Regions from separate parts of the Homo sapiens genome. Here all the other regions are linked to region 3. Evidence: chromatin loops called from intact Hi-C (ENCODE). Cell type or tissue: endothelial cell of umbilical vein. All regions are shown on one strand. Links, peaks and the distances in the headings refer to the core of each region. The heading gives the core; the rest is flanking DNA.

Region 1 (10,790 bases), core at 1,554-9,553, 240 kb after region 3:
ACGCCTCGGAGATTGGTAGAGGAGAATCCTCAAGTCTTTGATTAATAATCAGTTCATATATGATAAGAAACTTCATGAATGTGAGTAAAGAGATATCAGAGATCAACAGGACAAATAATTGCCAGAGTTTACACAGGACTGCAAATAATTTGTATTCACACACACCAGAATAGAAAGTCCTATAAATACAGGGCAATGGGTTGTATTCTCAGAAACGTATCACCTTATTTGCAAGGAGTAGAGGGGATATTGGTAAAATTAGCCTTGGACTGAAGGCTGCTCTGGACCTCCACTAACAAATCTTAAAAGTGAGACTTGTAAAGATCAAACTGAACCCGAGTAACTTAACTGCATGTCAGAACAAGTCCAACACTATTAAAATAAATAAATCAAAATTTGGCAACTAACATTTAAACTTTAAAATGTACAGAAATCAACAAAAAAGTACCAGGAATTCAAAAAGCAAGAAAGTATGAACTATAACTAAGAGTGTTATGGGCTGAAGTCTGCCCATCCAAAGCCCGTAGGTTGAAGTTCTAATCCTCAGTGCTTCAGGATGTGACTGCATTTGGAGATAAGGCTTTAAAGGAGGCAATTTAAGTTAAAATGAAGGTACTAGGGTAGGCCCTAATCCAATCTGAATGGTGTACTTATAAGAAGTAATTTGAACACAAAAAGAGACACCAGGGAAGTGCATGCACAGAGAAAAAGCCACCTGAAGAGGCATCAAGAACATAGCCATCTGCAAGTCAAGGAGAGAGATCTCAGGAAACCAGTCCTGCCTGCATTTTGACCTTAAACTTCCAGCCCCCAGAACTATGAAAAAATAAATTGCTGTTGTTTAATCCACCAGTCTGTGGTATATTGCTATGGTAGCCCTAGCAAACTAATACAAGGAGAAAGGGCATTCAACAGAAACAGGCTCAGAATGATAGAGATGACAGACGTGGTCATTGAAGCAGTGATGATACACAGGCTTCATATATTTAAAGAAAAGCATAATCATGATGAGATGATAAATGGAATATTTTTTAAGGCCCAAACATAAATTCTAGAGATGGAATGCAATATTTGAAATGATAAATATACTAGATGAGTTAATAAAAGAACAGGCATTGCTGAAGAAAAAGTAAACTTGAAGAAAAAGCATTAGAAATTATCCAAATTGAAGCCCACAGAGAAAAAAACTGAAAAAAAAAAAAAAAAAAAGAACAGAGCATAAGTGGCCTGTGGGACAATACCAACTAGTCAAAACAACTAGTCAAAAATACATGTAACTGCAGTCCAACATGAGAGAAGACCAAGGGAGAAGAAAAAAAAAAAATAAAAGATCTCATTAAATCTCAAGGAGAATAAACACAAAGGAAACTATACCTAGGCAATTGATAATAAAATACTAAAAACGAGTGACAAAAAGAAAAACATAAAACCAAACAGACTGGGAGAAAAGACACATTACAAATCATCAACAGAAAATATAAGAATGAAATATAAGAATGAAAGTGAACTTTTTGTCATAAACTATGCAAGTCAGAAGGCAATGAAGTGATATCTTCAAAGTACTAAAATATAAATCAAGACATCAACTATTATATAACAAGCAAATTTGATGCCAAACAAAAATATTTTTTCAGAAATGAAGATGGAATAAAAACTGTATACAAACAAAACCTGAAAGAATTGTCAGCAAACCAGCACTATAAAGGACACTAAAGAAAACTACTCAAGAAGTAGGAAAATAAAATTAGATAGAAATTTGAATCAACCAAAGGAAAGAAGGACACCAAAATAGTAAAATCTGTCAGTAAATATAAAATATTTATTTTGTCTAATTTCTAATATTTTTAATATATGCTAGATGTCTAAAACAAAAAATACTAATAATGAGAACTATAACATATGTATATGTAAGATGAATGCAAAAATAGCAAAACGGATGGAAGAAATGGAAGTACATGAAGTGTTACAATATTATTCAAAGTACCAGCCTGGCCAACAGAGTGAGATCCCATTCCTACAAAAAATTTTAAAAATTAGCTAAGCATGGTGGTATGCAACTGTAGTTCCAGCTACTCAGGAAACTGAGGTGGGAAGAGCTCTTGAGCCCAGGAATTCAAGGTTGCAGTGAGTCTAGATCATGTCACTGCACTCTGGCCTGAGCAACAGAGCAATACTCTGTCTCTAAAAAATAAACATAAACATAAACATAAAAAATAAAATAGGCTGTGATAAGCTAATGATGTATACTGTAAACTTAGAACAATGTTTCTTTAATTTTGGCTTCATCAGAATCATTTTAGAGACTTCATAGAACACAAATAGCTAGGTCTCCCCATCCCTAGTTTCTGATTTGGCAGATCTTGGATAGGGCTCAAGAATTTGCTTTTCTAACAAGATTCCAATTGATGCTGGTCCAAGGAATCCAGTTCAGGAACCAACAACCTAAAGCAATTACTAAAAAGAAAAAAAAAAAAAAATACAGAGGCATGGCTAACATTAGAGAAAAAAGTGGAATTATAAAAAAAAATTCAACCCAAATCAAGGTAAAAAAAGAAAATAAAACAAAGAAAGAACAAATAGATAAGTACAAAGCAATGGTGAACTGCTAGATTTAAAGCCAACTGTATTTTCATTAAATTAAATGTAAATGATTTAAACACTGAAAATAAAAAGCTTCAACATAAAGCAAACACTGATGGAACTGTAAAGACAGATAAATTCATAATTATAGTTAATTATTTCAATACTCTGAGTAATTAATACAAGCAGACAGAAATTCAGTAAGCATATTGAAAACTTGAACATCACTATCAACCTATTGGAACTAATTGGCATTTGTAGAATGTTCTATCTAACAATAATGGAATACAAATTCTTTTTAAGTGCATATGGAACATTCACCAAGATTGAACATATCCTGGGCAATAAAACAGGTGTCAATACATTTTAAGGGATTAGAATCACAAGGAGTTCATTTTTAGATCAAATCCCAATTGAACTAGAAATTAAGAACAAAAAGATATCTGGAAAATTTCCTCATTTTTGGAAATTAGACAACATTTTAAAATAACCCATGGGTCAAAGAAAAAACATAAAAAATAAAAAATATTTGAACGAGATGAAAATGAAAACAAATCAAAATGTATAAGTTTTAGCAAAAGTGGTGTTTAGAGGAAAATGTATAGCATTAAACACTTTTATTAAGAAAAACAGTCTGAAATCAATGACCTATGTTTCCATTTTAAGAAACTAGTAAAAATTAAAAAAAGCTAATTAAACCCAAAGTGAGCAAAAGAAATAAAAATATATGAAAATAAATGATGTTATACTTAATAAAATTTAAATTACTATTGAAACATAATGTAGCTTCCATTAAAATGAAAAGAGAATTGAGTCATTTTATTTCTTTGTATAAACTTTCTGTCAACGCCATATGATGGCAATAAGATACCATTATTTTCTTGCTTGGCTTTGACAGGGCAATTATAGAGTTAGTTTGGCAAGTCTTTCAGATTTCCTAAAGGCCCTTGTTAAATACTTGATAATAAAATCAAGTATTAATTATAAAATAAATAATAATAAAAATCATTATTTTTAAATCACACAGGATGTTATGATTTTTGTGTTTCTTTAACATTTTCTTTTGCAATTATTAACTAGCTTAACTCTCTGATATCCTCTCCGTGTGTGTGCGATTTGAGGATTCCCTAATGTCACTCTCACTAACTTAATGAAATCTTACTTTTTTTTTTTTCTTTTTCGAATTCTACAAGGAATCTTTGCAATTCATTTGTACTAAATTTGCATTAGAATGCTGCAATCCAACAATTATCTGGAGACCTGTCTACTAGACCTTTGATGGAATGAGTGGAGGTAGATTCGGGTACTAAGAAAATGTGGTTTGGGGGTAGACATTAGAAACTAGTTCTATAAATGTTCATACTTGCTTTTTCATGTAGATTTGTAAACGCAGGATCTTACATAATGAGAACTTAATCACCCCGGAGAGCTTATTCACTCGTTGTATTACAGATCCAGGAGAAGTCACTTGACTCAGGGTCACAGGAGTAAATGTGAGAGACTAAACCTAGTTATTCTTAAATTGTATTGTTTGAAAACACTACAAGGCAGTAAAATAAAGATATAATCTCAAAGATTTCACCCAATCCCAGAGTAGTAATTCTCTACTCAAAAAGCCAAACAAAGTTCAAATTTTCTTTCTCTCTTTGCATCATGAATAAACTTCACAGCTCAAAACAGGATATACATTTTAATTACAAACAATAGGAAACCAAGTTTGGGTTAGATATAATAAATAATTTTCTAATAGTTTATTAAATACTAAATGGTTTACAATGTAATATTTAGAATATCTCTATTTCAAAATAATTAGTTATTAATTCTTTTAGTGTTACAGTTAACATTCTGCTACAGCATTCATAGTAAACATGGGAATTTCTTGCAGCACCTCCCTACCTCCCATCTAAGGGGAACATGGTAAAATAAGATTGCCACTCTTTATCTGTGACAAGCTGACTATGCCCTGCTGTAAAGCACAATGAACTTGCAGTCAGGAGACTTGTGTTCATATCTGCATTCTGGCTCATTAACCATGGCTTTTGATAAATCATTATATTTTGAGGTCCTAGCTTCTTCATTTGTAAAATAAAAATGAAGGCAGGTTGACTCCCAAAGCTCCTTCACTTTCCATGATCATATAATACCATCATATAATTCAATTTCTGAATTTAAAAAAAGCAACAAAAGAAAGGAATGACTGTCACACACATGTGGAAAGTAAATTAATTCTGACTTTTAGTTTTTGTAGAGCAGTACCTAAATGTGTATACCTGTTGAGCCAGCAATTCCAACTCAAAGATCTTAATCTACTGCAATACTCTCACATGAGAAAGTATGTACAAAGATAATTACCACAGCACTATTTTTAACTGTAAAGAAATATAAGTTATCTAAATATAAAGAATTAGGGTAGTAGGAGTCATGTTATTCATACTCTAGAATACTTTGAGGTACAATTATACAGAAATTGTCCATGATCAAAAGAAGCACATCATTAAAAAGTTAGCTCGTTCTTCCTAGCAAAGCCAAGAAAAAAATAAAACAACAAAAACAACAAAGTAAGCTGAAGAATTACTTGTCATAGATTCAATTTTTGTTAAAAAACTAAGGTTTTGATTTTAAATATATATCACACACACACACATACAAACATATGTTTACATATACTTTCATAAGTACACATACACACTCTCACACAAACTTACAAAAGCTTCTGTAAGAATACATAACGAAGAGTTACCAGTCATTACCTCTGGGCCAGAAGGGTTTAATGCAATTTAAATTTGTATTCTACATAGTATACTAACCTAATGCCTACTGGTTTAATAAGTAATCACTTTCTGAAAGATAAAAACTGTTGCCCAACCCATGATATTTTAAAATCTTAACTTATATGCCTGTCTTCCCTACTGTTATCTCTATATGTTTTCAGCAATTTGTGTGCATGAGGTTAATCAAAATGCTACATTGTAAATGAAACCATCCATTTACACAGTGCCTTTGTCCAGTTAATGAGACCTGAAGAATGTTGATCCATTCTTTTCCTAAGTATGCTACATAAAAATCCTTCAGAAAATGTAAACACATTTCAGGCACCTGCCTGAGAACCAATACACAAAGTCAAAGTGTTGTACAAAATGTCAACAGCAGATGGTGCACATTTGCTCTTCTTAAACCAGTTTTCCATTGTTTCCAGAAAAAGAACAAACTACCAAATATATACACACACACACAAATCGCTCTAAAACACAAACAGCCTAACAAATGAGACTTCTTGAGAACTAACTGTAGGAACCAACAGCCTCAATCTATTTCCCTGTAAATAATCTGCTCTTTAGGGATTTGGTTTCTGAATTCAGCCAAAGAACTATCAGTTTTCAGCAATATACAGTGAAAATCAACAAAAAAATTCTTGTCAGAAGTCAGTAAATGGCACTAAAGAGGAACATGTCTGCAATGCATAGCAAGAGACAGATGAGTATGACAAGATTATCACATCTAAGATGGGTGATACTGGAGAAAGATGGGAAAGGAAGATAGCCAAAAGTGGGTTGAAATCATTTTTTTCTAAATTTCAACTCTGAATATTACAAAAAAGTTCTGCTTTGTAAATCATGCTTACATCTTCATCCCAAAACTACTTCATCAAGGGAAGGGTAATACTACAAAAGTGTTTTAAACATGACTGTAATCTGAATCACATGGGTAACGTTATTCCTTCATAAATTTTGCTTCCCAGCCTCCATTCTGTAACTTCTAAAACAAAATCTTTGAAGGTAGAGATAGGGATCATCTTGAATCAGTGATTTCTTCAATAAATAATATTCATCCATGATTTCCTAAATTGGATTTTTTAAAAAATATCCATTTAATAAGCTGGCCTGTACATTTATAATCAAATATCCTTTTGATGTTTATAAAAATATATTTTAAAAATTATGAAGTGTTCAACTATATAAAGTAATTGAAATGATAACTCAAGCCAGAAGTAAAAATTAACACTAGAGTCTTATGATTACAGGCAATTTTAAAATGAAATATTTAATTTATGTTCATTCTTTTTGCAGAAGTATGATTAGGATTAGGTTAGCAATAAAAATATGATTAGTTCAAATGTAAAAATAAATTGAATTTTAATAAAATTATATGGGTTAATGGGACAGAAATACAACTTAAATGAAAGAAAAAGAATGATGTAAAACATCCAACTGCTAAAAGAAGAGTTTATGTATTTTTGTAATAAATGACAGTATCATCTAGCTGTATTTATATTCCAGTGGATATGTTTAAAGAAATTATGTTAATTACAAAATGTCAATATCTGCAATATGTTAGAAATCACATCTTTTACAACTGTGTAAACTTATGATGAAACTATTTAGATGTAAACCTAAAAATACGTGAGTGGTTATATAGTTTTCAAAATCTTCTTAGAATTCTTATAGATCAGTGCTCTGCACTATGATAAATTTACAAAAGACAAATGGGCTGGCTGGTCTGTGCCCTGAAATGGAAGCTTTCCTTCTTAGTAATTTCTTCAGATCATAGACACGTAGTCCATAAGAACAAGATTCTTTATAAAATTATAGTTTCTAAATAATATTTTTGGAAATATTCTAGGTTTAAAGACTGCATATTACAATGCAGAGAGTTTTTTGAAAAACAAACAAAAAACATTCATTCTGGTAAAAAAAGGTACAAAAAATGTGATTTTTAAATGAATTCATTGTTAGAACTAATTGTAAAATTCTTTGTTTGGAAACATGATTTTGAAAACTTTTCCTAGGATCACCTGATATATGCTGTGGGAGCGAATACCCATTTTTAATATAGGCCTATACAAATTTATAATCAGATAGGAGAGTTTAGCTCATAAATACACTGTAGACTATTTCTAAGCCAAACTTTAATTATTTGGAATTACAAAAATGTAGGACGATACCTGCCTTACTTCTTCCTTTGATAGTGAAAGAGTGTTTCAGTGAATTTGTCATTGGTAAACTCATTGCCAATTCATTTTCAAACTTCATGTAATTATTTGAAAATATTTTAATTATTTTATTAGCCACATATCAAATTTTTGAGGTATAGTACTTACCCTCTGTTATATTTTGCTATTTCATCAAACAAAAGTTTCCACCGAGGACGTCCTATAAACAGTCTTGAATTCAGTGCATGATATTTTTCTCCAATTATCTTCTGCCAAAAAGAAAGCACTACATTATTCGATATTTAGTTAAGTAAACCAGTTCTCTAACATCATTTCTGCTGGTGCTGCGGCTTCCCACCAAATTGCTGTGATATAAAGAATGTAAGTATCAAATGGCAACCTATCACGTACAATTATTTCAAAATATCATTTCCTTTCTTCTTTCTTTTAAAATTCATTATCTCCTTGAATTCCATTTGTTTGTTTTTAAACAAACAAACAAAATCTATTCTGGTAAAAAGGTAGAAAAATTTGATTTTTAAATGAATCAATTGTTAGAACTAATCTCCTTGAATGCCATTCTGACAAATGGCTAATTTTCTTAGACTTCAGTTAGTTGTTTCATCTTTAAAGAACTGCAGTGTAAGACAAAGAATGAATTCTAATTGGTCAATCTCAAAAAGGCTCAGCACATAGACTTCAACATTGAAGTATTTTGGCACCACAAATACAGTTGTCATATTTGGCTCATTATATAAGTAAAATACTACAAATTGTCATCGTAAATTTGGGGAAATAATCCTAGACAAGACAGCTCAAGACAGCAAAACTCCAAAATTGGGTCTATCAACAAATGGCTGTGAACAGGCTCCTGTTTGCAATTAACAGAGCATTAGATCTAAATCAATGTGAAGAGTCAGAGTGAACTGCGGAGAAAGGAGGAAGTATCTGAGTCCCAGGCAGGCAAACTGAGAACCAGATGCAAATTATGCTTCATACCTTAATTATCGCAATACCAGGAGGAAAAGTGATATTGACTTACTTCGTGAGACTGGTAAAATGAAATACTATTTACATACCAAGTAGGGTAGAAATACGACTGGAAAACTTAGAGTTAGATTAGTTTTGAGGTAACTGAAAACATTCAAATGTTGTATTCCAAGTATTGTGAAAATGTATGACAAAAAGTACTAAAATAAAATTTGTGAATGCATTCATGCCTAGATTTATACACCAGTCCAGCTCTTCAATGTTGTCTTCAAATATTAGTTTCATCACTTGCAAAATGGGAATAACATTTACTGCTTGACTCTGTTTTAATTACATAAACTAATATATGTGAAATTATTAGCATAGTTCCTAGAACAGTAAATAAATAATGCATGATGGCTATCATTATTTTTTAGTTTTCTTTGTCTAGAAATAAGCTTAACTGTATACGAACTCATCTTCTCTCTCCACATAAAACATTCCCTCAATAAAAAGAAATCATAAGGCTGTTCATGTGTAGTCTGAATTTTAGAAGAACTTGAGGCGATAGTGAAGAGGGGAGGGGCAGACTCAAAAGCTCCCTGTGAGAAGGACAAATGGAAGGCATAATGTGGTTGACTTCAAGGACAAGCTATGACTTTCCTGGACATATTCCAAAGGAGGCTTTCCTCTAGGAAACTTCTGTTCGAACCACCTGCAGGAATTTTCTTCCACCACAGCTCCTACAGTAAATCTATTATCAAGAGGCTTGTTTAATTTACGATAACATCAACCACATACCTGTATCCCATCTGTTTGACTGAGGTACAGCTGGATGTTGACATAGTCAGGTCTGTTCTCTTGCCAAAACTGAGAGGACAGAAAAAGGAATAGACTTATTACAATTCTGTGGGTATACTCAGATTTTCTCCTATTCTAACATACTTGATTCTAGAATTTAACACAACCTAGCTTATCATAGTCAATATCTATAAGAAAATGAATACACACACACATACATACACAGAAATATATATAACAGATTCTAACGTTAATAATCTGGCCTCTTGGTATTAATTAGTTCTGATGGTGGTAGTGGTAGGGAATAATTTTCTGTTATCTTTATAGATACAAAATTTAGCATGCTGAATGCTGTACAAATATTAGTCCTTCTGAAATACTCCTTATTTTATTCCTTAAGAGTCTCAAAATTGTACCAGTTTACTCATCAAGAACATGATTTTCTTGAGAAAAAAAGACAATAGTGATTTAATTTATGCATGCTAGCAAATATAAAACAAAACAAATAGACACTTTTTCCTGTTCCTTCCTTCCGCTTATTCAATAATGGGCTCTGGTTTCTCTTGTACAAAAATGCACGAGGCAAAAATATACCTGCAAAAATAAATAGTCTAGAAAAAAATATGGAACAACAACCCCTCACTTCCCCCTCCCCGAAGGCTTTGGCAACCTGAGAGGATTTTACTGTATCTGAATTGTTTGAAATATTTTTAGCAAGGATGCATATGTAGAGACTATTCTACTTCCTGCCTCTGCAAATGAAACTACTCTAGGGACCTCCTATAAGTGACAGCATAATATATTTTTGCTTTCGTGTCTGGCATATTTATTTAGCATTATATCTTCAAAGTTCATCCATGTACTATGTGTCATAATTTCCTTCCTTTTTAAGGCTGAATAGTTATGCATTGTATGTGTATATCATAATTTGTTCATTCAACTATTGATGAATATTTGGGTTGTTTCCATCCTTTGGCTATTGTGAATAATGCTTCTATGGGCATTGGCATACAAATATCTGTCCAATTGCCTGCTTTTAATTCTTCTAGGTACATACCTAGAACCAATGTTTTCATTTATTTTTATTTACTTATTTTGCATAAAGTCTGGAGGACTTACGTAATCCACCTCTTCCCAGAAAAGCACAGACACTACCTCTCTAATTGCCTGTCCTACTATTCTTTCTCTTGCTTACTCTGCTTCATCCACACAGATCTCCTTTCTCTTCTTTCAGGACACCAAGCATACTGCTGCCTCAGAGCCCTTGCCTATGAAGTTAGGTTTCTCTACCTTGATTTTTTTTCTCCAAAATATGTGTCTAGTCTGCTCATTCACTTCAGTCAAGTCTGCTCAAATGGCATTATAGCATTTTGTTTGATGGTTGTTCTTGAACATGCAATATAAATTAACACACTCTCTACTGTTTACGCTGCTTTACTCCTACTTTCCCTTCCTTCTTTGTCCTAACCTGAATCTCAGAACCTGATGCTGGATGTATTTATTGGTTGTT
Region 2 (10,790 bases), core at 1,423-9,422, 310 kb after region 3:
ATAAAACAGAAAGTAATATCAAGACCCTACCCTCAATCTCATGCCCTGGGTGTAACTATCCATGAGCAAACAAGTATATATTCTTTCATACACCTTTCTATGCCTACAGATATGTAATGTATATACACAATATATTTAATAAAAGAATAAAGGGGAGTTAACAATCTCCGATAAATCTGGGGATAATTTTAGAAATAAGGTAACAGTCTAATGTTTATTAAATAAGAAAACCCTAGATTTTTAATGTACATAATGTATATGCATAATATACATACATATAATATGTATATATATATATGTTAAATATGTATAGCACATATGTTTAAAGATGCAATATGCTAGGCATGTTGTTTACCACTTACTTTTATATAATATAATAAGAACATAAAATAATATTTATAATTTGGAAACCATGACAGTTTTGAATATGTGTTGCATGGTTAGCCCTGATCCCAGGACACATGCAAACTTTGGGAAGTGCAGAAGCCTATGTGGCTTACTGTTCTCCTAAAATTACACACTTTATCTTTCACATCCCTTTGAGGCCTCCAACTAAAACTTGTCTTAATGGTCACTTTTTAAAGCCTCACTTTAGTTGTTTCAAATCTTCCTTCTTTCATGCAGACAGACCATGCCTCTTCTGCATATAATAACATTTAGCCCCACACTGTGTTATGAGTAGCACTACAAGACAAGGTCTGCAATGTAGCAGCCTTGCACCTTTGAGACAATCACTTACTCTTTGAGTGTCAGGTCCCACATGAGCAAAATGGGAGTCGCCATACCTGCCCTAATATTTGTGAATATTATGTGAAACTCAGAAAAGTTCTGAAAATTATAGAGGCTAATAGGGATCTAGAGGATTATTATTAATAATAATAAACACGACTAATACACTATTCCAAAGTCATCTACAAATTCATTCTAGCTTTTGACTTCTCTTTCTTCTCTTCCAATAGAGACATTTGACATCACTATTTCCTACTTCCACTTTTTATAGGTGAGGAATAAAAGGTGTAATTTGCACGGGGGCAGTTCTCACAGGCACAGAGGAAGATAAGGGCCCTTATTGAACTAATCGCTGAATACTTATGGACGTTTACCAGGAGCAAGCATATTAGTCAAAGACCTGGGTTTACATGCTTCCTCTGCCACTTACTGGTTTGGAGATTTTGATCAAGGTAAGTACAATTTCTTTATCAGAAAATCGAGGGTGATATTAATTACTTCAAATAGTCATTGCGAATATTGCAAGAAACATTCTGTATGTCTAATAAGTGTTCTGTATTAGGCATACAGGACATTTTAGCACAATGCCTGGCAGATAATATTAAGCATTCAATAAATTGATTTTGCTATTTACTATTTACAATATTATACATAATAATATAATACAATAAAATAATAATTTGTGGTATTGGTGGTAGGTTTTTTTAACTACTATTTTTATTATTCAATCAGCTTTTCTCAAATGATGGGAAAAAATATTTGTCATCTCTTGGCTGCAAGCACCAATGCTGTTGTATGCAAAGGTCATATGGTCAGTTAAGTAGAAATGTTATATATCCTCTAATATCATAGACCTTTTGCATTGAACTCTCAGGTACCTGTAATGGAATAATAGGTACTAACTTACTGTTGAAACATCCTGAAATATCCTATTATGCATGAATATATAGCTTGAAAAACACATTTATATGTGATGTTGATCAGTCAAATGGAAACAAACTTTGTGGAGATCAAACACAAAATTAATCTGACCTGTGGAAAATTAGCTTGGAATCTGGGCTCTTCCATACAAATCTTCACAAATTTGTGCTGGGTAAACTCTGCCGGTTTTGAAAATCCTTCAGGGAAAGGTTCATGAAAATGTTCTGAGAAATACTCTGGTAAGGAAATATTCTGAGAGCTGGTTCGGTTAAGACTGATGCAGCCGGGAGGGTGGGTATCTAAATTAGTTTGATACTTCAGCAGCCCTCTAAAATTACATTTAAAACAAACAAACAGAGAAATGAAAAGATTTGAGATCAGGGGACACGGTAAAAGAAAATAATGTTTTTGTTTTTGTTTTTGTTTGCTAACTTTACACAGCATTTATCCAAAAAGTGTTCCTTATGTATTATGTTTAGGAGAAATTGAAAAATCTTAAAAAATTTTGAGAAATTCTTATCTATAGAACTAAAACAAAAATTTTGGCACTCCAAACAAATGCTATAAATATGTGGTAGAGAAGAATACATGCAATCTCTCCAGGCATTATTGAATTTGATGGCCTTTACTTCAAGACTATTAGGCATTCATACAATCACATACAAGTTTTCACTTCAATAAACAGTATAATGAGGAATATTTTGCTAGATATCCAAACATAAGGGAAAAATACAGGGAATATATTTAACTTGGCCAAGCCTGGATAAAACAAGCCTTGCTGATTTGCAGAGAAATGTTAAACAGAAATAACTGGAACTGGAAGTTTGTCTCTCCTATGGTCTGAAAACAATGTATATACAGCAATCAGTCCCTAAATCTGTTTACTTTTCAATTTCTCCATAGACAGAACCACATAAAAAGTTCAAAATAATAAATCAGGCAGGAGAGCCCACACCATAAAAATCTCATTCTGATTATTTCTTATTTTGTGAGAAACCAAGACAAACCATTCAACTTTCTGTGTCCTGCCTTTCTTGTCAAGAAGTGGTTAACATCTACCTAGTAGGGATAATCCATAAAATGACAGATTGTACATAGCATCAACAAGGTCACTGCTGCATAAGCAAGTATTGCATGACAAAGTAAGATTTGGAAATGCTTGAAAATTTTGCAGTATATTTTATTATTTTAAAGAATACTAAGGAAAAATTTATTTCCAAGATTATCTGTTTTTGGTTGGTTTACAGTACATGCTTTTTAAATTATCTTTCATGCTCTCAAATACTTAATTTTAGTAGTTTAATTGCCTGAGGTCAGGAGTTCGAGACCAGCCTGACCAACAGGGAGAAGCCCCGTCTCTACTAAAAAACATACAAAATTAGCCAGGTGTGGTGGTGCATGCCTGTAATCCCAGCTACTTGGGAGGCTGAGGCAGGAGAATTGCTTGAACCCGGGAGGCGGAGGTTGCGGTGACCCTGAGATCACACCATTGCACTCCAGCCTGGACAATAAGAGCGAAACTCCGTCTCAAAAATAAATAAATAACAGCTATGATGCTTTTACAAAAATAATATTTTTAAACAAAACTGTATAATGATACTAAGAGATCCATATATGAAGGTTAGGAAAGCAATGACCAGGCCAGTCTCTGGTTGTATTCACCATCTCCTCATCCTGATCACTTTCCTTTCTTCCCTCTTTGCTTATGCTCACTTCCTTTTTTAAATTTTATTTTCTTCCTTAAAACTAGTCATCATGAAGTCATTAGGGAGCATTCAGTACATGTCAGGGGCATGCATTACATGACATCATAGTAGACCACACACAAACATACATTTTTTTTAAAGTAATACAGTAGATATAGCCTATGTATGAGATAAATTGATAAATATTATACAAAATTGAGCCAAATTTTTGTCACTAATCATTTATAAGTTTCTAGTCACCCAATACAATTGCTGGGATATTATACTTAGACAACCTAGGAATTTGATTCAGCTTTCTTTACATTAATAATTTACCCAAACCTTTTGCTCCTATTGGCCATCGGAAGGATAGTGACTGATAGCTAAGTAGGTAGAAAACCCCAAGCATTTATTCTACTGGCCAAAAGTTGAACAGACATGAGCATAATGCACTTAGCACTACTCCAATGGTTCTTCAGACTTCAACAGAGTCAAATCCGCCTCCTAACACTCCAGAAACTCATGATCTAGTTTGGAAGATATCTTCAAAGAAGCTGAACATAAATCAGACTACAGATAGTAACTGGGGTAGTGTTTTAATAATAGCTTAGTAATGTATGGAAAACACCAGGTCTAGCCCAGGGAAATGTATATGCATTTTACATTATCCTCACAAAAACTGCATGAACTAGGATCATTATTCCCATTTTAAAATTTAAAAACAAAAATATTTTAAAAGATGAAATAATACCCCAGTGTCACACAGTTGATAAGTAGCAGGGCCAAGATTTGAATTCAGATCTGATTCAAATTCTATGCTCTTCACCTCTCATGATATATCACATTAGTTCACTGAATCCTCACAACATAACTCTGAGAAATGTAAGGAAGGGGGAAGATTAATGCTTGCTAAGAAAGTATCATATCAGTAATTTTTAGAACATCTATTTCTCATTTAAACTTCAAAACAAAATAATCATACAAGGTAAGTGTTTTTATTTATATTACACAGATGAGAAACCTAAGGCTTTCATTCAGGTAAGAGATTAACTAAGTATAGTCAAAGCATAGGGTTCAGAAACCTACCTAGCTCACTCTATGCCCCTATGTCACGCAAAGCAAATCAGATGGTTAAATAGGTAGGCATTGTAAAAGGGGTTCAAAATAAACAAAAGTCAGATTGTGTGTGTGTGTGTGTGTGTGTGTGTGTGTGTGTTGGAATGGGGCTGCTTATAATTTAGGGTCTTAATACCAGGCAAATAAATGTCGTTAATCCCTTCTCCTGTCATAACATTCAAGTGGACATAACTCTACCATGCTCTAGGTCCTTAGAGTAGTGAATGTTGTTACTATACAGTAAAGTTCTTCAGGCCAGCCCAATCAAACATTTGTGCTGTTCTTGGCACATAAAGTGGCACGTATTATTCTAAAATTCCTTTTAATTTTGAGAGCTTTGTATTATGTTCAGCTACACTCAAGCTAAATAGCATAGGCCATCTCTGTCCTAAAACCCCATTAAAACTGTCCTTACTTTGTCTTCTTTTTTTACTTTCAGATTTCAAGCTTTATTTCAAGACTATAGTAATAAAAACAATATGGTATATGCCTAAAAACACAAAAAACAAACAGAATAGAGAGCTCAGATTACTTTGTCTTAGTTGTAACTCTTGCCACCAAAGAAATATGGATAAGATCTAAAGACAGACAATGATAAAATCATTCATCAAAAAAAAAAAAACTCAAGTATGACATCCCAGGTCATTTGGCTGTAATTAGGTGGTGAAGGTACTGAAAGTTCACTGGAAGGCAGGTTTTTAACTCAGTATTGAAAGGCCACCTACTGGTTAAAAAAGAAAAAAAAAAAAAAACTTGCATGGTAAAGATTAGTGGCCTTAGATTGGGAGTACTTAAGTATCTCCCAACACAATAATGTCAGTCTGCAGAGCTGGGACTGAAAGCCCAGTTAGTCTGATTCCAAAGTCTGTGCTCCTTCCTCTGTACCAGGCCTATTCCCCTTGCAAAATATCCACACTACTTTATGGACAATCTTTAAATTGAAGACCAATGTATACATTGAGCAAAATTTGATGGCTTTATATGGCTATAGACTTAGAAACGGAGGGAGCATGTTTTATCAAACCAATACTTTTATGTGTTATTTTTCAAGCTCAATTGAATGCAATAACTTACTTTTTCATTGTATGAGTAAAGAGTAAAAGTGCTCATTTCTTTGGTATTAGTGCAGAATTTCTTAGAATTCTTATATTTGAAGGCCATTATAACAATCTTTTTCTAAAGAATATTGAAAAGGAATGTAGACTAGATATTAAGGATATTTGGATTGATAGACAAAATCTGATATTATCTCCCTAATCCATTTACTTCACTGTGGCCACATTTATTAAAATTTGAGGCACATGTTCTATATGATTTTTATGGTGTTTTAAATTCCTGGTACCTTTATTTATTTTAGATGCATGCCTTTCTTTAAAGTAGAATGAAATCTTCTCAAATGTAACAGAACCCACTTAAGATAACACAAAGCTCTGTGTCTATTTGCCAAACAATACTGCCCCTGCTTCTTGCCCCACACCGCCACTGTGATATACCTCATTTAGACATATTATTTTATTAATTTTGGAATCTTATTAGTTTCAATATTATGGTCACTGCCTTCAAAGGCATGCACAGTCTAGAGCAGCACTGTCCAATAGAGCTTTCTGTGATAGTGGAAATGGTCTAAGTCTCTGATGACCAACATAGTAACTATTAGAGAAAAGTGGCTATTGAGCAATTAAATTTGGCTAGTACAGGTGAAGAACTGAATTCTTAATACTATTTCACTTTAATTTAAATTGAATAGCCACAGCACAGATATAATGGGTCAAATCAAACATAGAACCAAAAATGATAATTAAAAAGGGCAAAATTATTAATGCCATATAAACATATGATAACCTCTTGAGAGTAGAGATGGGTAATGAACTTTGATTATAAAATTCCAGAAAGGCTTCACAGAGAAGAAGGCAGCTGAAGGATGTAGAGATTCCAGGGGTTAGAGAATAGGAGAATGGCATTCCAATATGAGGAAGCCATATGCACAAAGGTACTTGGTTTATTCCTGAATAAGTAGAAGGGATCATGTCTTATGCATTTATCCCTTATACATTCATACTCACTGCCAAACCTCTGCATCCCTCTAATACTTTTCTTGCACATAATAGATCTCTAATGCATTTCTAGTGAATTGATTTTAAAAGCAAACAATAAACACATAATTTGTTTTAATATAGCAAATCATGTAGGAATCAAAAAGACAGCATTCTTGTATGTATTGTTGTAGCTTTCATAAACAAATGCTAAATAATTTTAAAGCAAAAAACAAGAAGGGAAAAAGACATTAGTGAATGGTAAACAGAGAGTCTTGCCAAGTTATAATGACATGGTGAGGGATGAGGAAAGGAGGTGCACAGACTATGTGGAAATATAAGTGTTTATTATTAATGTTTTAAGTTTCATTATATGATGTTCCAAGGAGAAATTTTGAAGTATCTGTGGAATGTCTAGTGTTCTCCTATCATGAGAAATAAAGGATTTTATGGAGTTTCAAAATTGTTTCTGCATTCAAAAGGATCTTAACATGTGCTATCAAACTTTCAACCATGTTTCAAAGTTGTAGGTTTCTTTTTTTTCCCTTGTTTCCCTCAAGAGGCATTATAATTATACTATCTTGGTGTTTTTGTTGTTTGTTTTGCTTTCTGTTTGTTTCTTTCTTTTTAATACCCGGCTGTGACAAAGTCTTATAAAATAATATAATACATTAAATGAATCCTACTAAGTAATAACAGGATTTTATGGTAATCAAAACATGATTTTATGGCAAAAGATAAATATTACAAAATACCACACCTGACAAAAGGACAATGCCAGAATCATCCCTACTTTAATTTCATGTTAAAAATATCCCACAAATGAGTGTCACTTATGTGACCTTTATATTTGTGGTATTTTAATCTATCTTGAAGGAGGAGAAAAAAATTCTTATCCCTTAGGAACCTACTTTTTTTCCTAATATTTTATAATATGATTTTTTTTCTTTATGGTAAAAATATATCTTGATTCTGACAGTTATTTTTATTTTGCTTCAAGTACAAAGAAAAAGAGTTTAATTCAAACAATAAAACCAAATTGTGTATTTTAAAATTTATTGCAGTTCTCTAACTTCTGTAGAATCCACCAGAATGTGCACTTCTTAAAGTCAAGGGTTTATCCTGCTCCACTGCTATTTTTCTACTGCCTAAAATAGTGCTTATGACTTATAATAAGTGCTCAATAAATATTCATTGATTAACTTAGTGACCAGAAGTATATAAACAACTTTTGTTGTGATTGTTGTTGAAACACTTGACTGGGGAGTCATCTGGTTTTAACAGATATTCGACCTCATTTTCAACCTTCAAAAAGGAGGTCTATATTTTAGCAAATGGCATGTAGTAACATGACAGTTATTAAGTAACAGACAGTAACATTAAGTAACAGACAGTTATCAAGAGAGTAAAGTCTACTTGCTAGGTGCATTTAGAAGTAGAGTGCTTTCCTAAACTACAGATCCAGTGTGCCTCAGGAAATCCTAAGTATCTGGGTACCCACCCTACCAAAGCTTTTACTCCCACCCCTACTTTGTTTTTCTGGCCTAACAGAGTTCTTGCCTCTGCATTCTTTCCTGGCTCTTGCCTTTGATAGCTAAGAGTACTGTCATCTGCAGCTTAACCACAGCAGGAATTGTGTCTAGCTCTTACTGGTGGGGTGGTCCAAGCTTACAAGATAGGAATAACATCATGTGTTTGTAATCTGTGCAGGTGCACCGGACCTTGCTCTTTAGAAAGACCCTGCTATTGGTTTACTGCTCTGTTGTCATTATCTCCAAACGCTTAATAATTTTTTGATCAAAGAATCCCACATTTCATTTTGCAGTGGGCCCTGCAAATTAGGTAGCTGATTCTGCCACAATCTCTGTGCAGCTGACTAATGTATAGCCTAGGGTCTTAAGGGCTTAGGATCAACATTTACAACTTCCTTGAGTACCTGAAGTAAAATAGGTCATTTCCCTAAGTTTCCTTAACTGAAAAAGAGAAATAGTACCTGTTCCTCTGTACTTCACGGGTATAAAAAGGGAAGAGCTTTGACCCCTTGCAAAGAAAAAAAAAGGTAAGCATCCATTACTTCTTAGTATTTCCTCAGCTTTCATGCTTCACTAAAATGACAGTGGAGGATAAAATATTTATTTCATGTTTCAGAAAGTACTATACTGAAAATGTTTCTTAAATAAATACAGTGCTTTTTCCTCCTCCTTTCCCCCAACTTTCTCATCTTGTAATACCAGCTGTGAACACTGGCTAATATAAAAAAGTTCCCTGCAGAAAAACTGAGATAAAAATTATGTGAAAAAGTATTTGGTCTATCTCCAAAACTGGGGAAAAAATAAACTCGCAGTTTGGAAGTTTAAGAAAATCCATTAATATATACAACTTACAGCATAAATGACTTCATGTACATAAAAATGTTCTGTATATACTATATGTATATAAGCAGACATATATACATACAAGCTATAGAAATGTAAGGCATCGTTAATGGGGTAAATATCACATGACCTCAATCCCTACTGCCAACTGGCTTACAGCATAAAATATCAACAAATGTGAATAAACCATAAGATCTTAGTCCATAATTACTATAGAGAAATACTACTTTTTACATAAAATTTAAAAATCCAATGAATAAAAAGTTGGAAGTTGGCAAACAAAATTGGAAGTTGGCAAACAAAAGATATAAAGTTAAAAAAACTTTATATCTTAAAGATCATAGTTATATAGGACATTGTATTTATTAACATATTGAAAATATGTAAATATTATGGAGGAGAAGAATTTGGATTCCATCTAAGAGAGATCTAATTATTCAATAATATTTTTCACCCCATATATTTAAGTGAAAAATTGAAGAACTAAAAAGTGAAATAAAACAAATCAGGAGAGCTGGGTCTGAGCATGCTGGATCATGCCTGTAAACCCAGCACTTAGGGGCTGAGCTGGGAGGATTACTTGAGGCCAGACTTTTGAGACCAGCCTGAGCAACACAGAAAGACCATGTCTCAAAAAATAAAATAAAATAAAATAAAATAAGAGGCATGGGTTTTCTTTTCTTTCAGATTTTTTAGCCACAGAAATGCATAAAGACCCCGAACAAAAATGTGCCAGTCTACAATATAATCAAAATAGTTAAGATTTAAAAGCTAATTCCTTTGGCGTGGGAATCAATATACTAGTTGCCATAATAACTAATTACCTAGATAAGACTAAATATAAATGATAGTTACAAAATGACAGTCCAAGTTATAGTTAAACAAATTTAGAGATTATCCTTTATTGTCATCTGTAATGCCTTGATACTTGAGGAAAATTGGAAGAGCCTAGAAGGACAACACATTCCTAGCTTAAACTAATTAATGCAATTCAGCTTCATCCAGTAAATACTGAGTGAGTGATATGTGAAAGGGATTCCCTGCATAAAGATGGGAAATAAACACTCCTATCCCCAGAACCACTATAGTTTACCTAGAATATGGCACAATGTTCTATTTTATTTTTCTTTTTTGGGTTGGAACTCGCAGATACATAAGGAGGTTAGGGAGAAGAGAACTCAGTGTTGCCCTGTCACAATGAAAAGCAACACCAGGAGGAACTCAGCCAGAGCCCACAGAGGGAGCATTTAGACCCAGTACTAGCCAAAAAGGAATTGCCCATTCTAGCAGTCAAAACCTAAGTCTCAGCAAGCCTTGCCATTTTGGGCTAAAGTGCTCTGGGATTGTAAATAAACTTGAAAGGCAGTCTAGGTTTAAAGGACTGAAATTCCCTGCAAGTCCTGGTGCTGTGCAGGGCTCACAGCCAGTGATGTGGGTGGCACACGCCCCAGTGAGACACTAGCCAGAGCAGCCAAGAGAGTGCTTGCACCACCTCTCTACCAAGCTCAGGCAACACAGCTCACAGTTCTGGGAGAGACCTCTTCCTTCTGCTTGAAGAGAGGAGAGGGATGAATAAAGAGGACTTTGTCCTGCCTCTGGGATGCCAGCTCAGCCACAGTAGGATAGGGCCCTGGGCAGAGGCCTGAGGCCCTGATTCCAGGCACTAACTGTCAAATGACATTTCTAGACACACCCTGGGCAAGCAAGAAACTTGCTGCCTTGAAGAGAAGGACCCAGTCCTGGCAAGATTAATCATCTTCTGACTAAAGAGCCATTGGCCCTTGAATAACCAGCAGTGGTACCCACGCAGTACTCGCCATGGGCCTTGGGTGAGACTGAGAGATGTACTGGCTTTAGGTGTGACCCAGCAAATTCCCAACTGTGGTTGTTATGGAGAGGGACTCCTTCTGCGTAAGAAAAGGAAAGGGAAG
Region 3 (10,790 bases), core at 1,639-9,638:
ATATAGGAAAAACCCACAATTAACATCATTTTCAACAGTTAAAACAAAAAGCTATTGCTCCAAGATGAGAAAGAAGGCAAGAATACCTACTTTTGTGATTTCTGTTCAACATGGTACTGGAAGTCCTAGCTGAAACAATCAGGCAAGAAAATGAAATTAAAGCCATCCAAATTGGAAAGGAAAAAGCAAAATTATATCTCTTTATAGTTGAAATAATCTTACTTGTAGAAAATACTAAAGATTCCACAAAAAAACGTAGTAAAATTAATAAATTCAGCAAAGTTGAAAGATACAAAATCAATTTCATATACTCATGAGGAACAATTCACAAAAGGATATTGAGAAAGCAATTTTGTTCACAATAGTATCAAAAAGAGTAAATTACTTAGGAATAAACTAACCAAGAAGGTGAAAGACTTGCACACTACAGACTACAAAATATTGATGAAAAAATTAAAGATGTAAATAAATACAATGAAATGTTCATGAATTAGAATAATCATTATTGTTAAAATATTCATACTACCCAAAGTGATCTACAGGTTCAATACAATTCCTATTAAAATCTCTATGGCACCTTTTTCTTAGAATAGAAATCCTAAAATTCACATAGAATTCCAAGGACCCCAAATACCCAATACAATCTTGAGAAAGAAAAACAAAGCTAGAGATCTCATACTTTCTGGTTTCAAAACATATCATAAATCTACAGTAACAAAAACATGGTACTGCTATAAAGACTCAAATATAGACCAATGGAACAGAATAGAGAGCCCCAAAATAAACCCACACATATATGGTCAATTGATCTTTGAAAAGGATGCCAGGGTTACACAATGTGAAAAGGAGAGTCTCTTTTTCAAATGGTATCAGAAAACTGGGTGTCTACATATGAAAGAATGAAGTTGAACCCTTACCTTATATAATGTACCAAAGTTAACTCAAAATGGATTAAAAACCTAAACATAAGACTTGAAACTATAAAACTCCTAGAATAAAATTTAGGAAAAAACTTTATTACGTTGGACTTGGCATGATTTCTTGGAAATTACATTAAAAGCACTGCAACAATGAACAAATTAACAAACTGAACTACATCAAATTTTAAAACTTCTCTACCAAAAAGAAAACAATCAGCTAACTAAAAAAGCCTATGGAATCTGTAAAAATATTTACAAAGCATATATCTGATAAGGCGTTAATATTCAGAATATAAAAACAACACCTACAATTCAGTAACAATGACAGCAACAAAACAAATAACTTGATGGAAAAATAGGCAAAGGACTTAAATATAAATTTATCCAAAGATGTAGAAATGGCCAATCACTATAGGAAAGGATGCTCAACATCACGAATCATCAGGGAAATGCAAATCAAAACCACAATGAGTTACCACCTTATATCAATTAGCATGGTAACTATAAAAAACAGAAACAGAGACCAGAAAATAACAAGGATCAAAAAGGATGCAGACAAATTGGATTCTTTTATAGTACTGGTGGTCATGTAAAATGGTACAGCACTTCGGAAAACAGTATAAAAGTTCCTCAAAAAATTAAAAATAGAACTACCATACAATCCAGCAATCTCACTTCGGGGTATGTACCCAAAATAATTAATAACTGGGTCTGGAAGAAATATTTTCACACCAATGTTTACTCTGCAGTGTTCACATTAGCCAAGAGGTGAAAGCTGTCTCAATGCTCATCAACAATGGAATATTCAGCATTAAAATAAGGAAATCCTGTCACATACTACAACATGAATAAAGCTTGAGGACATTATGCCAAGCAAAATAAACCAGTCACAAAAGACAAATATTTCATGTTTCAATTTACAAGACATATCTAACGTAGTAAAACTCTTAAAAACAGAAAGTATAATGGTGTTTGCCAGAAGCTGGGGGAGGGGAAAGGAAGAGTTGTTCAATGGGTATATATTTTCAGTTTTGCAAAATAAAAATAAATTCTAGAAATATGTCGCACAACAGTGTGCATATAGTTAACACTGCTGTACTATACACTTAAAAATGGTTGCAATGTTGAATTCAGTTATGTGTTTTACTATAATAAAAATTATTAAAATTGTTTGGCTATTTAGATTTTTTGTCTTTTCATATAATATATTGTCCCTTTAATATATGCAGTGTCTTTTTTTCCTAATATTGGTAATTTGTACTTTTTATTGATCCTTTTGAACAGAGATTAATTTTATTGCTCTTTTTGAAGAAACAGCTTTCAGTGTCACCTTTTCTCGATTGTTTTTAGTTTCCTATTCTTATTGTACTGATTTCTATTTCATTAATTTATTCCCTTATATTTTTTCTCTCTTTATTTAGAGCTTACTCTTCTTATTCTAGTTCCTTAAATTGAAGGCTTAGACCATTGATTCATTGCTTTATTCCCCTCTAATATTAATATTTAGTGCTATAAATTTATCTTTAAGTTGTATCTAGCATTTTAATATATTGTACTTTTCTTTCCATTTATTTCATTTATATTTTAAAATTTCCCTTGAGATTTCTTTCTTATCCATGTGTTACTTACATTTCCAAATATTTGAAGATTTTCTCATTTCTTCCTTTATTTCAATTTAGTTCCATTGTGCTTGATGTGCATACATGATTATAATCATTTTATTAATATTTTATAGGTCCAGGATATATATCTTGATGTGTTCTATGCACATGTGAAATAATGCTTTATATGTTTTGTTGGCTATAATGTTCTATAAATAACAATTAGGTCAAGTTGGCTGATAGCTTAGTGCAGATCGCCTATATCCTTACAAATGTTTTTCTAATTATTTTATCAATTATTTTGAGAGAAGCATAGAACTCTACAAATATAATTGTGTATTTTCTATTTATTCTATTAGCTATTTCTTTTTGTATTTTGAACCCTGTTATTCTTTGCATACCCATTTTGGATTATTACATATTCTTATTGAATTTAACCCATCATAACCACATAACCACCTTTGTCTCTTATTCCGAAATCAATTTGATTATAATTTGGCTGATATTTGCCTGGTATATCATTACAAATTGAATCCAGCCATATATTTTCAAAAGTGTAAGATATCATTATTAAATAAGTTTAATTTTATAAATCCAGCATTATGTCAGTGGAGATTAAATTACTGGAGAGTAATTTAATTAAGTATATAAACAAAATACAAAAAAGTAATAATTATCTCAACTGACCTACACAAATATTTGACAAAAATTCAAAATGTATTCGTAATAAAAACTTGCACGACAGTAAGAATTGAAGAGAATTTTCTCAAACTATTAAAGTGTATCTTTGAAAAAACTCACATAAGAGTGAAGAATTAAATGTTTTCTCTCTTGAAAATCAGAAACAAGTCAAAAATATTTTTTCTTTCTAAAATCTCTTTAATATTGTACTGGAGATAGATCATTACTAAAACAATATGACAAGATAAAGACAATGTATATGAATTTGAAAGGAATAAATGAGTATTTATAGATGTCATGATAGTCTATGTAAAAATTCCCACAAAATACACCCCTCAAAAGCTACTAGAACTAATCAGTTTAACAAAATCACAGAACAGAAAGTTAACATACAAAATGTAGTTGTATTTTTTTACACTATCCACAGTGTTATTAAGAGAAGTCAAAAGAGGTGCTTAGCACACAAAATTTAGGATGGCAATCACTTTCAAGGCTGTAGTACTAGCAAGAAACAATTTTAAATTAAAATTTTAAAAATGTTTGCAGTACCATCAAAACCCTAAAATAATTAGTGATGAATCTGTAAGATAAGATATAAAGTTGAAATTATAAGGGTAGAATCAGATTTTTTTTTGTTGTTTTGGTAAGAGCTAGTGGTCGGGGAAGAGTAATTCCAAAATTAAACCAGGGAAGATTCTATGTCTTGACTATGGTAGGGGTTACAAAACCTCATACAGTTGGCCAAATTTATGTAACTAAATTATTTAAAAGAGTATATACTCTGTGCACATTGAACATCAATAAACTTGACCTCATCTGCAAAATATGTCAATGAAGAAATATGAATTGCCTAAAACCTAGTATTGATTAATCACATCAGATTACTATATTAGTGATTCAAATGAATGTCTTGGTTCAGAATGATACCATGTGGTCACTATCAGCTTTCTCACATTCACCTATTTTAACACTGACTATGCTATCACTTATTCATTTGTTCACTAAATCATCCTCACATTTATCTGTTCAACAAATCTTAATGTGTGTGCTGCAGGACAATCATTGTACGTAATAGAATAACCTAAGGGAATAGATTCAGGGGTCCTTTTATCTGAGTCACAGTTCACCTCTATTTTATCAGTGTGACCTCAGGGAGTTATATTATGTGTGATGCTCATGTTTTTTCATCTGTAAAATAATGTTAATATTTACCTCCATGTAAAGCTGTCTTGGCACAGTGATTCTGTGGTATATCATGTGTGATTCTCATGTTTTTTCATCTGTAAAATAAGGTTAATAATATTCACCTCTTTGTAAAGTTCTCTTGGCACAGTGTCTGGCACATATACATAATAGAAAGTAAAATATTTTCCCTTCCCTTCCCTTTATGCCAGCATTTCTACGGTATGACTTCTGTGCTTTTGGTGTCAGAATCACTTGCTATATATTAAAATCTAATCTTTGAGAATATAATTGCAGAAAGTACAATTTATTAAGCATTGAAATTGGGCATGCAATGATCATCTGACGCCCCTAGGCTTCACTTGTTTTCACCTTCTGCCTCCATTCTTTTTTTTTTCCACAAGCAAAATTCCCACCTGCACAATCTCCCTTAACCTCCAAAAACAATTTTAACCTCGAACTATGATGGGTTTTATTTTCCTAAAAGTGTCATCAGAGGGCCTTCTGTATTATTTTGAGGGTGCTTAAGAATTCAGATTTTGAACGTCCATCCAGACCCACTGAACTATAATTTGGGGAGGTAGGAATTCAGGAATCTTCATCTAAATAAGCCTCCCAGGTTATTCTTATGCTCTGTTAACATTTGAGAACTTTAGCCAAACCCAACAATCACACTTTCCAAAACTCTGATGATATTTGGGCTTAGTTCTGGCAACCCAATTCATATCTACTGTCCTATTCCTGGTCCTCACTATCTAAGCAGCAGGACTGGGAGACCTCATTGTATTTTTACTATGCAGATTTTTTCTCAAACCTGCAGTCCCATGAATGAGGGTTGTTTCCTACTGATATCTCTTTATTCTAAAAGTATTGATTGGGCAACTAGTGGGTGTCAGGTCCTAATATAAGTGAGGATATAGCAGTGACAAAAGAAAAAACAAACAAAACATGTTTTCCTGAAGCTTAGTTTTTAATAATATAGACAGCCAACTAAGAAAATTGAATAAACATAGCATGTTAGATGGTAAAAAATGCATTAAAGAGAAAAGAGAAACAAGGATGGACATAGAAATTTGAAGATATTTTAAGCAAGATGACAAGGAAAGGCCACACGAGGAGGTGCTGGTTTACCTGCTGCTGCTTGTGCTTTCTAATATTGCTGAATGAAAAGTAATATTTTCATTGTTATTGACATGCCTACCCTCTTATTGGAAGCATGAGAGTAATTTAGCATGTTCCTGGCCTCATACAGCCTGCTTGCCTGGCCCACCACATGAAGTCTCTTGCCATAGCCTTAAGATGTCAGATTCCGTGAATGGACTTGGTTTTCTAGAGCCAGGAGCTGGGTCTGGCTATGTTTTCTGCCCCATGTCACTTTTCCTAAATTGGCCATTACCAACCACACTTAGAATAGATTCACCTGGATTTGAAGGGTTAATTGCAGTGACAGGCTACCACCAGAAGAGGGTAGCAGAGGGTTGCAGAGTAAGAGCTGCTGCTGGCCTAGGTCTTCCCCTACTGAAGAATGAAGTTGTCTTCAAACAAATGGCTAATATAGTCAGTCAAGAGGTGAGTTCACTGGCTAAAGCAATGGCCTGAGAAGAATGTTATTTATAAGAGCTGGGACTGGTCTTGAATTTCACATGCCTTGGAAGAAATAGGGAGTATAGTGTATCAGAGACGATTCTAGTGCCCTTAGATAATATAGATCCTTAAAGTATATCCCATAACATGAATGTCTACTCTACTATGGCCTCTGTCTATTCTTCAGGTTCCTCTCCTGTCATTCCTACCCATTCAACCCCTGTTAAGTTCCACCCAATGAAGAACACAATGGCTTCTAAGCATACCATGAGATCTCAAGATTCAGACCTTACTTTTCTTTCTTTCCATAGTAAACATTTATTAATCTCAAGTCCCTTGCTTAAACTGGGTATATAAAACTGAAGCCTCAGATCATTCCCTTATTTGGGAATAACATGAAGGTGGGACCCAAGACCACCTCTGGGGTTTATCGCTGCAATTCCAGGGACTAGCACAGTACCTGGTACCTTATAAACACTCAATAATTTTTCTTGCAAAAATTAATCAGTTGATTATATGAGGTAATTAACACAAATGGGAATTATTACAGTTCTTCTTTCTTAAAAGGGCAGCAGGATGACAAATTTTATTTCTACATTGTGCTCTGCAGAAACCAGATATAATACCTCCTCTGTGAGGCATACCTAGCAGGAAGCCTTCCACATATTGAATGCTTTGAGCAGTCCCCTGACAGTGATATCAAGCAGATAAAGTTGAAAATGTATTAGAGGGAAGCAGTAGTTTCTTAAAACGGTCATCACCCATGACCCTTGGTTCAAAACAGCCCAGAGGTCATCCTTGTCCCTTGTGTTCCTCAGGACCAGGACACTGCCACCTGTCAACTGCAGCAGATTTGCCGGCATCTCTCTCAAAACAAAACTAACAGGAATTCTGGTTTAAAAGTCACACAATATTCTTACCATCTAAAGCCGAAAAAAAAACAGAGAAAGGAATAAGGATTGACGTTTTTTTTTTTTCCTTTCCGACAATGTTGTAAAAACGAACAAAATAAGACAAAAAAAAAAAGCATTTATCTTTCTTAACCTTTATAAGATACCTGTAAAAATGTATTATTTTAATTATTATCATTTGCCTCATTTCTGAGAGGTAGTGAAATAAAGGGACGTAAAAAGGCTTGTTTGGGTCAGCCACTGAGGTCTTTTCATTTTAGAGCCCAGGTTTGTTTGTTTGTTTGCTTCTCTTCTGCCATGTTGCCTCAATTCAATTTAGTGTAACTCATGTATTGTGTTTTATAATTTACAAAGTGTGCTAACATTGATTTTCTAACTTATCCATCATAAGTACCCTATTGTACAGATAAAATACTAGTTCTATCTTTGGACCGATAAGGATACTGAAGTCATAACAAGAACACATGAATTTTGACTGTAAATATGGTCTTCCTTGAACAAATGGGCTCCCCTTGCAAAACGATTCAGTCTGCTTAAATTATAACCAAGAATAGGCCAAAAGCAGGTCTTTGCAAGGGGAAATCTGTGCTTTTAGTCTTACATGGGTGCTTAACTGCAACTCAAACTTGTGCATATATAAGGCAGTAAAAACTTATACAAAAATTGCATTTTCTTTATTCAAAATGCAGAAAAGAAAGCAAAAATCAACATTATCATTTAATCACAGTCCCCACTGCTCTCTCATATATTTGTGTTGGGGAGGGAGGTTGTGGATAGCATTAGTATCATTATTATCAGATAAGTAGAGGAAGAATAGAGACCAGGTGGAATTGGCCCAGTCGTTTGGCAGAGTGAATTAATGAGTTTTGGGTTGTTTAAAAAAAAAAAAAAAAAGTAAATGTTAGTGCTTACTTTGGCAATAGGGTCTTATAAGGATTAAATTAGTTACATAAGAAAATTAGGGGAATACATTTGGTTTTACCTGAATTAATACCAGGAGGTAATAAAGGGAAATTCCCACAATAGCAAAGAATGATCCTTTGGCAGATCTGAAATCCAAATTGAAACATGGCTATGAGAACTGACCTTCCTCATAATGTCAGCAATATTAGAGAGAAACTCAAGTATGGAACGTGGGGTTCAAGCTAATGCAATGCAGAAATTAAGAAGTAGGGAGAGCCTAACTGAGATATAGATTATACTTGAAAATCGCAAGATGACTAGTCAATTTTTCTTGAGCAATTATTGTATGCCAGCCTTATTTAATGCATTTTCCATACATTTTTAATTTAATTATCACAATTCTATTAAGTAAATACAATGATCATCAACACTGTACAAATGAACAATGAGGCTTAGAGATATTAATTTTTTCTCAAAATCCCACAGGAAATAGAGACAGGCTGGGAATATTTAGGTCTATCTGATCCAAGTGCCTGTGACCTTAATTATTATTCTTCATAACTTCAGAACCTGGAAATATAATTTATAGCAGAAACTTTTTATCTCTAAATTATTCATTAATTTATATTCAACTCTGTCACATAGAGTTAACAAGACTTCCAAAAATTATGCTAATAAAGCCATTGCTTAGGATGCTTCCTTATTATCACCACTTAAATTATAATCAAAATGAGCTATTTAAATGAAATTATCTCACAGTTTGCAAGTTTCTCTTCATTATACCCAGGAACCAAATGCATATGTCAAGGAAAAGCTTAGGTGAGGCTTTCCTATTTAGCTTTTAGAAATGTTGACTTCCAAGGACAACTTGGTATTATAGAATTGTTTAACAACTCTCAGGTTATTTGCATCTATATAATGGAAGTGTGAAGCAGCCTCCATATGCAAAGAGATAATGATGGTTCTGGACCTACAGCTAGTTTGAAAATGTTCATTTCAATAAGCATGTCCTCTGTGACTGGGTGTGGTGTCTCACACCTGTAATCCCAGAACTTTGGGAGCTGAGGCGGGAGGATCATTTGAGGCCGGGAGTTCCAGACTAACCCAGGCAGCATAGTGAGATCCTGTTTCTATAAAACAAAACAAAAAATAAGTATGTTCTCTGAGTTGGGCTGTGATTGGTTGTGGCACTGGGGATGAGGGGAAAGGACTAAAAATAAAGGTAACATTTGAACCCTATCCAGGAAGAATGTATGCTTCGAATGAAGAGACTAATTTATTACATATTAAATAACTGAGAATTTTTTCAAGAAAATTCACTAGGGAATGATAATATGCTGCTTTCATAATGTAAATGGATACCAATTCCTGAGTGATTTCTACTGCCAGGCACTATGAAAGAAAATTTTCATAGACTATTGTATTTAATCCTCACAACAGTTCTATAAAGTATTTATTCTTTACTTTCATCTTATGAATGAGGAAACCCGGATTCTGTCATGGTCATGGATATTTTGGGAATGAAAGGTATGGGCTTTCAGTTTGAGTGTATGAAGTTCTTGGCTTCCTTTCAATCTGGGATCCAGTGGGTCTTTGAAATATTATCATCTAGAACAAATATGAAATTACTTCCACCTATCAAAATCATATAATGTCTTACAGTGCCTGCTATGTCTTATTCACTCTAAAATTGCCTTGTTGGATGATCAATGTATCAGTTAGGAGTGTTTGGCGATGCAGGTAAAGAAAACCTGTTAAACGATTACTTAAGATACATGGATTACAGCTCTCACATAACAAGCAGTCTGGCAGTAAGATGCTGCCAGTATGGTTAAAAGGTTCAGTGAAAGCTGAGCCAACATTATATTGTTCTCTTTGCTGTTTCCCATGGTGACATGAATGCTGCCCCAACTTCAAGTATCATATTTTCATGGCAGTAAGAATGAGTAAAGGGATCAGTTCATCTCTGTGGGTCTCCAGATAGCTAAAATCACAACAATAATAACCATAATAATAACTTACATGCATTTGTTGCTGCCTGTTTGCCAGGTTGTGTAATATTTTTCTATAGTTTTTCACATAACTCTTATAATAAAATGAGATGGCACTATTATTATTATCCTCATTTTACATATTATAAAATTGAGACACAGAAAAGTAATGTCATATAGTCAAGGTCCTACAATTAGTAATAATGAAAAGCAAGATTGCAGCTCTGTTCTTTCTGGCTCTAAATGTGGTGTTTTTAATCCTGTGCTACGCTGATTCTTACAATCAGTAGATAAGGGCTTGAATATATGGTTATGCATCTAACCTTTAGAGCCTATTTGAGGTGTCTCCTTCTACATCAATCCCTTCATAACCCACCACACTTTCAAATTCCCTTTCCCCTCTTTTCATTTGCTATGTATTTGTCACATCTTTTACAGCACTGTATTCTTTATTCTATTAGTCATTTACCACATTTTCTTATTTCTCAGATTCAGTTCTAAGAACCTAGTAGGCAGGATCCATGTCCATTATTAAGCGCCAGCATGCTGCAAGTGTTTAGTAAATGTGTGTTGAGAAGTCAGCTGAAACCCCTCTCCTCTGGTCCCGCTACTTGCTACCTAAACTCTCTCAGTGCCATTTTAAAAAGTATGCTGAAGCTGGGATTTCCTTTGGCTAAGTCCTATTGCTTGGCTTCTTTTTTGACTAGATATGCTAGTCATTAAACATAATTTATGATTTTTGGAAATATAAATAGGAATACAGTAAGTCAATGACTGTTATACTCAGCTATTCTCACTAATAATCTATAAAGTAAAAAACACAGCCTTTTCTCCCCCTTCATGACTTCTCAACACACATTTACTAAACACCTGTGGCATGCTGGTGCTTAATAATGGACATGGATCCTGCCTACTAGCTTCTTAGAATTGAATCTGAGAATTCTATAAAACAATTAAGTAGTCTGTCTTTGTGGTATACGAAGTATTTGTAATTTATAAGGTACTGATCCTTTTAGA

What was found. A loop is a pair of places that touch in the nucleus more often than their neighbours do. Peaks named below come from ENCODE experiments on the same cell type or tissue, not always from the same donor. Only the 100,000 strongest peaks of a DNase experiment are listed, where the experiment ranks them.
Region 1: a loop joins it to region 3, with 7 times the contacts of the local background. A loop is called at or near these places in 3 of 110 quality-filtered maps.
Region 2: it touches region 3 in a loop (5-fold over the local background); 9 of 110 quality-filtered maps call a loop at or near these places.

What each region holds. Positions count from the first base shown.
Region 1 is chr11:89,328,167-89,338,956 of GRCh38, forward strand. NOX4 (NADPH oxidase 4) reads right to left here. Exons shown (of 18, transcript NM_016931.5): 16 at 9,281-9,349; 17 at 7,679-7,779. Among named protein-coding and RNA genes, the nearest start is that of TYR, 160 kb to the left of the region's middle. In endothelial cell of umbilical vein, for the core only: a CTCF peak has its summit at 5,728 (motif pointing right); DNase peaks (open chromatin) are centred at 4,095, 5,735 and 9,125; H3K27ac peaks cover 1,747 bases.
Region 2 is chr11:89,400,565-89,411,354 of GRCh38, forward strand. NOX4 (NADPH oxidase 4) reads right to left here. Exons shown (of 18, transcript NM_016931.5): 9 at 1,762-1,978. Among named protein-coding and RNA genes, the nearest start is that of NOX4, 85 kb to the right of the region's middle. In endothelial cell of umbilical vein, for the core only: no CTCF peak of the experiment used is centred there; a DNase peak (open chromatin) is centred at 5,177.
Region 3 is chr11:89,092,240-89,103,029 of GRCh38, forward strand. No RefSeq gene overlaps it. Among named protein-coding and RNA genes, the nearest start is that of GRM5, 32 kb to the left of the region's middle. In endothelial cell of umbilical vein, for the core only: a CTCF peak has its summit at 5,852 (motif pointing right); DNase peaks (open chromatin) are centred at 1,762 and 5,942.